2 separate regions of the Homo sapiens genome follow, and region 1 is linked to region 2. Evidence: chromatin loops called from intact Hi-C (ENCODE). Cell type or tissue: HepG2. All regions are shown on one strand.

What was found. Hi-C counts contacts between places; a loop is a spot of excess contacts. Peaks named below come from ENCODE experiments on the same cell type or tissue, not always from the same donor. Only the 100,000 strongest peaks of a DNase experiment are listed, where the experiment ranks them.
Region 1: a loop joins it to region 2, with 16 times the contacts of the local background. A loop is called at or near these places in 2 of 110 quality-filtered maps.

What each region holds. Positions count from the first base shown.
Region 1 is chr7:155,541,199-155,545,198 of GRCh38, reverse strand. All of the region lies in intron 2 of CNPY1 (canopy FGF signaling regulator 1), which reads left to right. Among named protein-coding and RNA genes, the nearest start is that of CNPY1, 3.4 kb to the left of the region's middle. RefSeq lists an enhancer at 2,312-3,112. In HepG2, a CTCF peak has its summit at 1,531; a DNase peak (open chromatin) is centred at 1,528; H3K27me3 peaks cover 3,649 bases.
Region 2 is chr7:155,736,780-155,740,779 of GRCh38, reverse strand. RBM33 (RNA binding motif protein 33) reads right to left here. Exons shown (of 18, transcript NM_053043.3): 10 at 3,118-3,250; 11 at 2,377-2,720; 12 at 754-1,065. Among named protein-coding and RNA genes, the nearest start is that of SHH, 74 kb to the left of the region's middle. In HepG2, a CTCF peak has its summit at 1,924 (motif pointing right); a DNase peak (open chromatin) is centred at 1,929.

The sequences.
Region 1 (4,000 bases), 200 kb after region 2:
AAGAGAAATATTATTAGAAAGGTGTTCCCCAATATCATCCAACTCACTCAAAGCTAAACAGAAGTGGGTCTGGATTTCTTGCAGCTTTCTTTTGTTGTGATGCACTGCACCTGTCTTAAATAATGCAAACTAGGCTGTCTGTGTGGGGTCCGTGTCTTCCTGGAGCTGTGTGCCCATCCGAAGAGGACAGGGCAGGAAAGGAGAGTCACAGACAGGTGCCGTGGTTGAACTGTGGGGCTGTGACAGGCAGCCCTTACAGAAAGTACCTCAGGCTTCTAATGCGCCTCAGTTATGAATGAGGGAGGAATTTCCATCCACAGGTCAGTACCTCCCACAGGAGAGGGCTGGGCTCTCAGGGGTCCCTTTTGGGTTCGTTGCCTCCCCAAAGGCACACTCAAGGATGGATCCTTCAAGAGCCGTGTCTGGCAAGTCCACCGGAGGGACCCCGTGCAGGCCCACTGGCTGCTCTGCTGCAGGTCTGACGCCTGCACCCCGGAATCTCAAGGTCCTTTGTGGTCACCTGAATGCAGGACATGTGCCTCCATAAAATCCAGTACAGTCCTGGTCCCTGACACCAGCCGGGAGCTGATTCCCACTGTCAAGCAGGGCCAGGGAAGATGTGAGTGCCTGTCTGTGTGTGCATTGTGTCCACATGTGTAATGTGGGGGTGTGTGCCAGCCAGCATAGCTTTGAAGATAAGCTGAGTCTTAATATTTTGATAACTTCAATCTGGGCTATCAGACACATCATTAGTGCTCCTGGGCCAGCAGAAAGGAAGTCTTTCTCTACAGGCCCAACAAAGGGGAGCCAAGGAAATGACCGCAGAGCCCTGAGGAAGGGGCTGGAAGGGGAGGAGCCGGGTGGCCCTTCTTTATTGACAGCTGCTGGGCGACAGCCTTTAAGTGATTTTCTAGTCCTGACAATGACCCTGCAGAAAGAATAGCATCTCTGCATTACTGATGAGAGCGGGGGGAGTCAGGCCAAGTGGCCGCAGCTCCCACAGCGGATGGAGGGCCGTGCAGGGACTGGGATGGCAGCACCTTGTACCTTCCACCCTCCTCAAATTCACACTGCATCCTTGAGTGATGCGACCCAGGAGTCCACGTTTGGGGGTCCTGAGCCTTTCCAGTGTGTCTAATCCCAGAATGGAATTAAGTTTGCCTGGAGAAAATGGGCCACACCCTCCCCTGCTTTCTGTTGTCTTGGAGGATGTTCCACTTCAAGGCGATCAAGTTGAAATAGCTTTTCCGATTTTGCCAGGAACACTTAGTCTGCAAAGCAACTGAAAGCAGCTAGACGGCTACATTCACCAGTGTGCCTAAGGCAATCTTAGAGTCGCAGCTACAAGGAGCTGGTGCTGATCTCAGGTGATCTTTCTGCCCAGGGCTCCTGCTCAGCCAGAAGTAGCCCAGGCCAGCATCACACGGAGACTTCTCTCTGCAAACATGGTGCACCCTGTAGGCGCGCGGGTGGGTTCCTCGTGTTGGAGAACTCGTCTTTAAAGCCCTTGTGTTGGAGAACAGCATGGCCTGGCGGTGGGTGTGTGGCTCAGCAGTTCCTGCTTCTGGCTAACTCACAGCAGAGTGACCCCCTCACGTCCCAGCACTCTCATGCTTCAAAGAGCTCCACTGTCTTCCCCTGGAAACTTCTAGAAGGTCTCTCATCCTTCCCACTTAGAAAACTCTTCCTTGCTGTGATTCACATTCCTGTGGCATTGTTTTCTTCCGTCAGCAGGCTACTTGGCCAAATTCGGAAGTAGGGGATCTGGCAGTGTGAAGTCAGCTCTGCCCTTGCTCTGCTTGGACTTGGATGGGGGCCAGGCTGGTGTTACTGCGGGGGCTACTCTCCTCCTTCCACCCAGCAGCTCACAGAGCACGTGCTCAGCTTGGCCTTCAGTGAAGAACAAAAGAAGGCACACAGCTGCCAAATGAGAGGGGTCTCGGGCCCCCATTGTCCTGCCTGGAGGAGTCTTGAAGCCAGAGGTGTTCCCAGCCCGGCCCGGCTGGCCACAGAGCGGCAGGACCCCTTGCCTGCTTTTTTCTCCTTTCTGGACCTCAGTCAGGCTGGAAAGAAACACAGGCCGTGTCTTCAGAGCTGAGGGTGCTGATGCCACAGGGTCCTTGGAGAGGCTGTTCCTCTGTGGGAGGGGTGAGGCGGGTTCCCCCGAGAATCCGAGTTCCTAAGGGGAGCCACGGGAAGAAGCAAAGCGAGTGAGTGGCCTCTCGGCACTGTGCGGACCCAGTGTGTGCAAAGCGGCCTGTGTCCATACCGGGCTATTCTCTCCGTCTAGCCTCGGGCGGGGGTGGGTCTGGGAGGGCAGTGTGGACAGGGGAGATGTGCAAACCAGCTTCTCTCAGGCCAGGCCTCCCTTGCTTAGAAGAAGAGTCAAAGGAGGCCCCCAGAGAGCAGCCAGTGAAAGGGCTGTGGCCGCAGGCGGGCCTCTGCCCGCACTGGCTCAGTCCCTGGTGTGGATGTGGGGCTGGGACAGACACAGAGGAGGGCCAGGTGCCCACGACAGCCTGCATGTCCTCTCAGCAGCGGGAGGGTCTTGGGGTCCGGCTGCACCACAGGAGCCCCGGGATATGTGGGGACCCCGCTTTTTTTTCTACTCTGCATACTTTGCCACTAGCAGCATTGTGGCTCAGACAGAAATCCCCCAGCCCCAGGGGTGTGCAGTGGCTCTTTCCACGTGAGGCCCAGCAGTGAGGCCCCAGCATCAGTCAGGAAGCTTGGGTGAGCCCCGAAGGGCAAGCAGAGGTCTCCATGAAGAGCCTTTCCATGCCCACACCCAGGACCTTCCTTCCTTGGCTCCCTACGCCCGCCCATGAGCAAGGGGTGCTCTGACCATGGTTGGGGGGTCACTCCTTGGAGCCTGGTGACTCCCAGACCCGTAGGTCCGGGGAGCAGCTGGCAGGACCAAGCAGGACTTGCTTTCCCTGGGGCTCCCCTGACTCCCCTGCCCAGCTCCGCCTTCCCTGCCTGCCTGACTCCCCTGCCCAGCTCCGCCTTCCCTGCCTGACAGCACTCAGCCTGGCAGGGAGGGAATCAGCTCTCAGGCCCTACAGCAGGGGTTGTGAATACTCCACATCGAGCGTCCCACTGCACGTGTTCTGCACCGGCTTCTAGGATTTTCCCAGCAGACTTCTGCCCCCCCGACCCTGCCCCTGTCATGGCAGCCGGCTTGCAAACACAGCGTTCATTGGCTGCCTTCCAGTAGAACTTCCCCTCCACTCTAGTGTTTCCAGAACCTTCCAGGTAAACAGCCCTGGGAGAATCCCAGCAAAGACAGTACTAAAAGGCCCCTTCAAGCAAAGCATCCCCTCTATAGGGCTGCCGTGGTTTCTGAGTACCAGGGCTGCTTACCCACCTTTGAGTGATGGTTATAGAGGCTGGTGCGAGGCTGGAAGACTTCCCTTCCTGGGAAGGACCTCAGGGTGTGTGGCTCCATCCACACTGTCCTCCTGGCCAGCCAGGCAGCAAGACCCTCGAGGAAGGGTGCTCCAGCTTCCCTTGAGTTAGAGCAAGACCCATGGACAGTCGCCCCACACTCAGCAGACTGCGGGGGCTCTGGGGAGCCTCCAAGCCAGGCCCGGTTGGCCTCCCTCCTCATCATCTGAGGCTGACCTGCCAAGCAGGCTAGAAGGGAGGAAGGTGTGGGTCATGTGGTGTGGGGAATGATTAGAAAATAAGGCTCATTATTGTAATCAACATCATTCTCAAGCTAGCTCAGAAGTCTTCAATGTTATCAACTTTATGGGACAGCCTGTAGAAGCAGAGAGGATGGAAGGGGCAGCTGTTTAGTAATACACGATGTACAGGGACCTCAGCTCCCGGGGACTGACTGCCTTGCTCTGTTGGAAACATTCTCCCTAGCCAAGGATTTTAGTGCCATTCTCCTTGAGAAATGAAATTCACGTGCCACGTCTTGCTCGATGTTCATGATAGGCTGGGAGCTCGTGCTCCGCTCGCGGAGGTCTCTGTCTTCAGAACAGCGGGAACG
Region 2 (4,000 bases):
TAATGGAGGCAAAAACCCTGACCACTAGCCACACTGTGTCTCCCTTTCCTAAAAACAAAATTACAAAAGCTTCTTATATGTATTTAATGGAGGACAAGGGCAATGACTGTGGCCTTTTATTTTCAGAGCAATACATTGTTTCCCAGTTTCTTTTAATGCACGACAAGTCACACATTTGCTGATGGTGCTTGAGAACACAACCCCACAAATAAATGTATGCTAATCTCCCTCGACTGAGTATAAGCTCCTTGAAGGAAAAGAATTTGTCTCTTCTGTTCACTGCTGTATTTCCAGGACTAGAGTAGCACCTGGCAACAGAACAGTCAACGTATTTTTCCTGAATTCATTTATGTATTTATTCAGGGACCAAAAAGACAGAGATAATCTATACATCAAAAAATAAGCCACTGGTAAAGGGAAAGTGACTACCACCCAAAAGTATTTTCTAAAGTTACGTGTCTATTAATTCCTGTCTATTGCTATAGAAATATCTAGATACAAGAAAGATGCTTAAGTAAATATTAACACAGTCTTTGAGACACAAAAGGAGTATCTTATCAATTCTTGTAGTCAAGAAAACAAATCACCTGAGTGTTTTTTAAAACATGGATTCACTTCAGAACTATGTACTACACATTTTATAAACAGAAATCAGAACTGGAAAATATTCTAACCTACATATTATGCCCCTCAAGTCCTGTAAGTTAAAAGGCCTCCCAGGAAGACACAGGGAAGACACCCCTTGACACTTACATGCCGGAGCCCCTGGCGCTGGGGGCACTGCATCCGGCTGCTGCTGGCCTGAGGCTGAGCGGTCTGTACGTGAGGCCGGAACTGTGGCTGAGACATCGGCATCAAAGGAGGGGGCGGGACGGACAGGTGGTGGTGGTGGTGGTGGTGCTGGTGCTGCGGCGGGTGCTGTGGTGGGTGCTGGGGTGGGGGCTGGTGCTGGGGCGGGGGCTGGTGCGGGGGCTGGTGCGGAGGCTGGTGCTGTGGCGGGGGCTGTTGCTGAGGTTGCTGAGGCTGAGGCTGATGCGGAGGGGGCAATGGAGGATGCAACGGCCCCTTCCATTTCCAAAGAAAGAGAAACAACAGTTCATAAATGGTTACACCGGGCATAATCACTTCAATCATTTCCTAAAAAACCTCAACACAAGAAAGGAACTTTCAGCGATACCAAAACTTCATTTTAGACTTGCTGATGAAGGTAATACTATCTAAAATGCAGTAATAAGCCAGAAGCTATTACCTTAAATTTTATATTTAATCCAGTAATTCTAGGATTGAATTGTCCTAAGGAAAACTAGGTATGCAGACAAACTCATAACTCTAAAGCATGTTCCCTGTAGCACTATGATACTAAAGTACTGAAACCAGTATACACACATGCAACCACACAGACAGCATGAAAGGGAACCGCATACAGCACTCTCAAACGATGGCATCAAAACCAACTCGCTGACATGAAAAGATCAAATGATATGTGACACTGGAGGGAAAAAGCAGGTGGCGAGAAGATGTGCATTTAAAAAAAGACAAAAAAAAAAGCTCCTGAATTGTTTCTAGGTAACGAGAGTATTTAATTTCCTTTCTTATATATACTTGAAAATTTCTGCAATGGGGATGTATTAATTGCATTTTTTTAATAAAAAGAAAAATTCTTAAAAACATTTTATCTTCCTTTAACACCCTAGATAATATTCATTTTCCGTTTTTGGCTTAGATACGTATTCCACGTATTTTTAAATAGTTGATTCAAGTTTACCATCGCTATGTATTTTAATAGTAACCCTACAATACAAGAAGAAATATACACTTGGTAAGAAAGATGTTACAGACGCATGTCAACCCATGAAGCAGAAGCCGATGGGCAGAGGGCACTCAAGGCCTTCAAATAACCAGTGAAAACCCATGAAGCAGAAGCCGGTCGGCAGAGGGCACTCAAGGCCTTCAAATAACCAGTGAACAGCAACATCTTCTTCCCTCCATGCAAAGACTCTTTTCAAAACTGTCTACTGCAGGAATATAATTTGACAAAGTATTTCCACTGGTAAACCTCTCATGAAATTTTATACAGATGAGCAAATGTATTATCAAAACATGTCCTAATTTTATTAGTAGTATACCCTTTAAACAATTATAATAAGTAGCATTTTTCAATTCCCAAAAAATGACATTTTCCCATTTTTTTCTTGTATTGAGATAAGTAACATTGTTGAAAAAAGTTGTCTTTAACAAACAGTACATTTGAGACTAATACTCTATTCTTTAAATAACCACAAATTAGTAGGCTCAAATAAAAATCTGAAACTTTATGGAACACAAAGCCTTGAAGCTACACATTTTTTCCCTGGAGGTTCACTCAGGATGCATTACCTGCAGGTTGGGCTGTGTGTGTGTGGGCAGAAACGGCTGTCCTGGGCCTGGCAGGAACGGCTGTCTAGGAGGAATGAAGGGCCGTGTGGTTGCCGACCCAGGCTGGCTAAAGTGCAGAATCCCCACCGGACCTGGAGGCTGCAAGGCTGGTCGTACGGGCCGCTCTCTTGGGAACACTGGCTGCTGTCCTTGCTGATTAAATGCTGGTCCTGGCTGAGTGAATGGTAGAGGACTCTGAGTAGGAACAGGATGGCTACTGTTAAGAAGGGTAGGAGGCGGTGGTGGTGGAGGGGGACTTCGCTGTTCCAGAAAAAGATGGCTCGGGAATCTTGGTTCACCTGAAACTGAAAGGTAACACAACATCATTAACTTCAGGTTAAAAAGACCATGTGCTTCTCAGAAAAGCAGTCTGAAGCACTATCCTACTGTGGACAGAAGTCACAAGTGTTGACAGGTTATGAATGTTGGAAACAATTCCAGATTTTGCCTCTTATTTCTAGATTGCTTCATTTGTCATTTTCTATACATAAATTCCCTTTTATATGAGATGTTCCGATTTCAGATACCAACAATGTCCAATTTTAGCACCTGAAATGACAGGCAGAACTGCTATGGTACAAAAACCTGGCATTCCTAACATCTCCAACTGGGAGTTCAATTCAGTTTACAAAATAAATGTGTTTGGGCACATCACCCAATGCAGCTTCTGTTGTTACTCCACACCACTCACTCTTTCTGTACCTCCTAAGAAGAAAGGGTCTCGATCCTGAGGCGGGGGTGGGGCTCTCCACTGGTCCTGGAGAGGGAGTCGTGGGGGCTGGCTGAAACTGTTGGGAACAGGTCCAGGTGTATGCTGTGGAAATTCTGGAGGGCCCTAAAGAACAACAACAACAACAGAGAAACAGGGTGAAGGACAGAAAAATGGTATGTAATTTTTAGAAATATAGACCTGGTTCCAAGTTTTCCTCAAAAATGTCAAGTAACGTGTCTCCTAACAGTCACTGTCTTTCTCTTTCTACACACACACACACACACACACACACACACACAGAGTCATGCATCCTTAATGACAGGATACATTCTGACACGCATCCTTAGGTGATTCCATCATGCGAACACCACAGAGTGTATTGTAATCACACACACACACACACACACGCGCACCTAGATGGTAGCGCTTTCTACACACCTAGCCTGTATAGTACACACTAGTAGCTCCAAGGCTACATACCAGCGCAGCATGTTACTGTACTGAATACTGTAGGCAACTGTCACACAATGCTAAGTATCTGTGGATGTAAACATATCCAACCCTAGAAAAGGTTACAATAAAATACACTATTATAATCTCATGGAAACACTGCTGTCTATGCAGTCCACCATTAACCAAAATATCCTTACACAAGACATGACCACACATATTAACATAAAAACTGTTACACAACAGGTGATTCTGCAATATTAAATGATCAAAAATCAAAACGCAGCAACTAGAAATTAAGTCAATGTTTTAATGTCATTATAACGCAAGAATATTATTTTTAAGCTTATTGAAATCCATGCAATTATTGGCCTATTTCCCATTAATCCAAAACACTAAATGTCATGACATTTATCTTTTTAA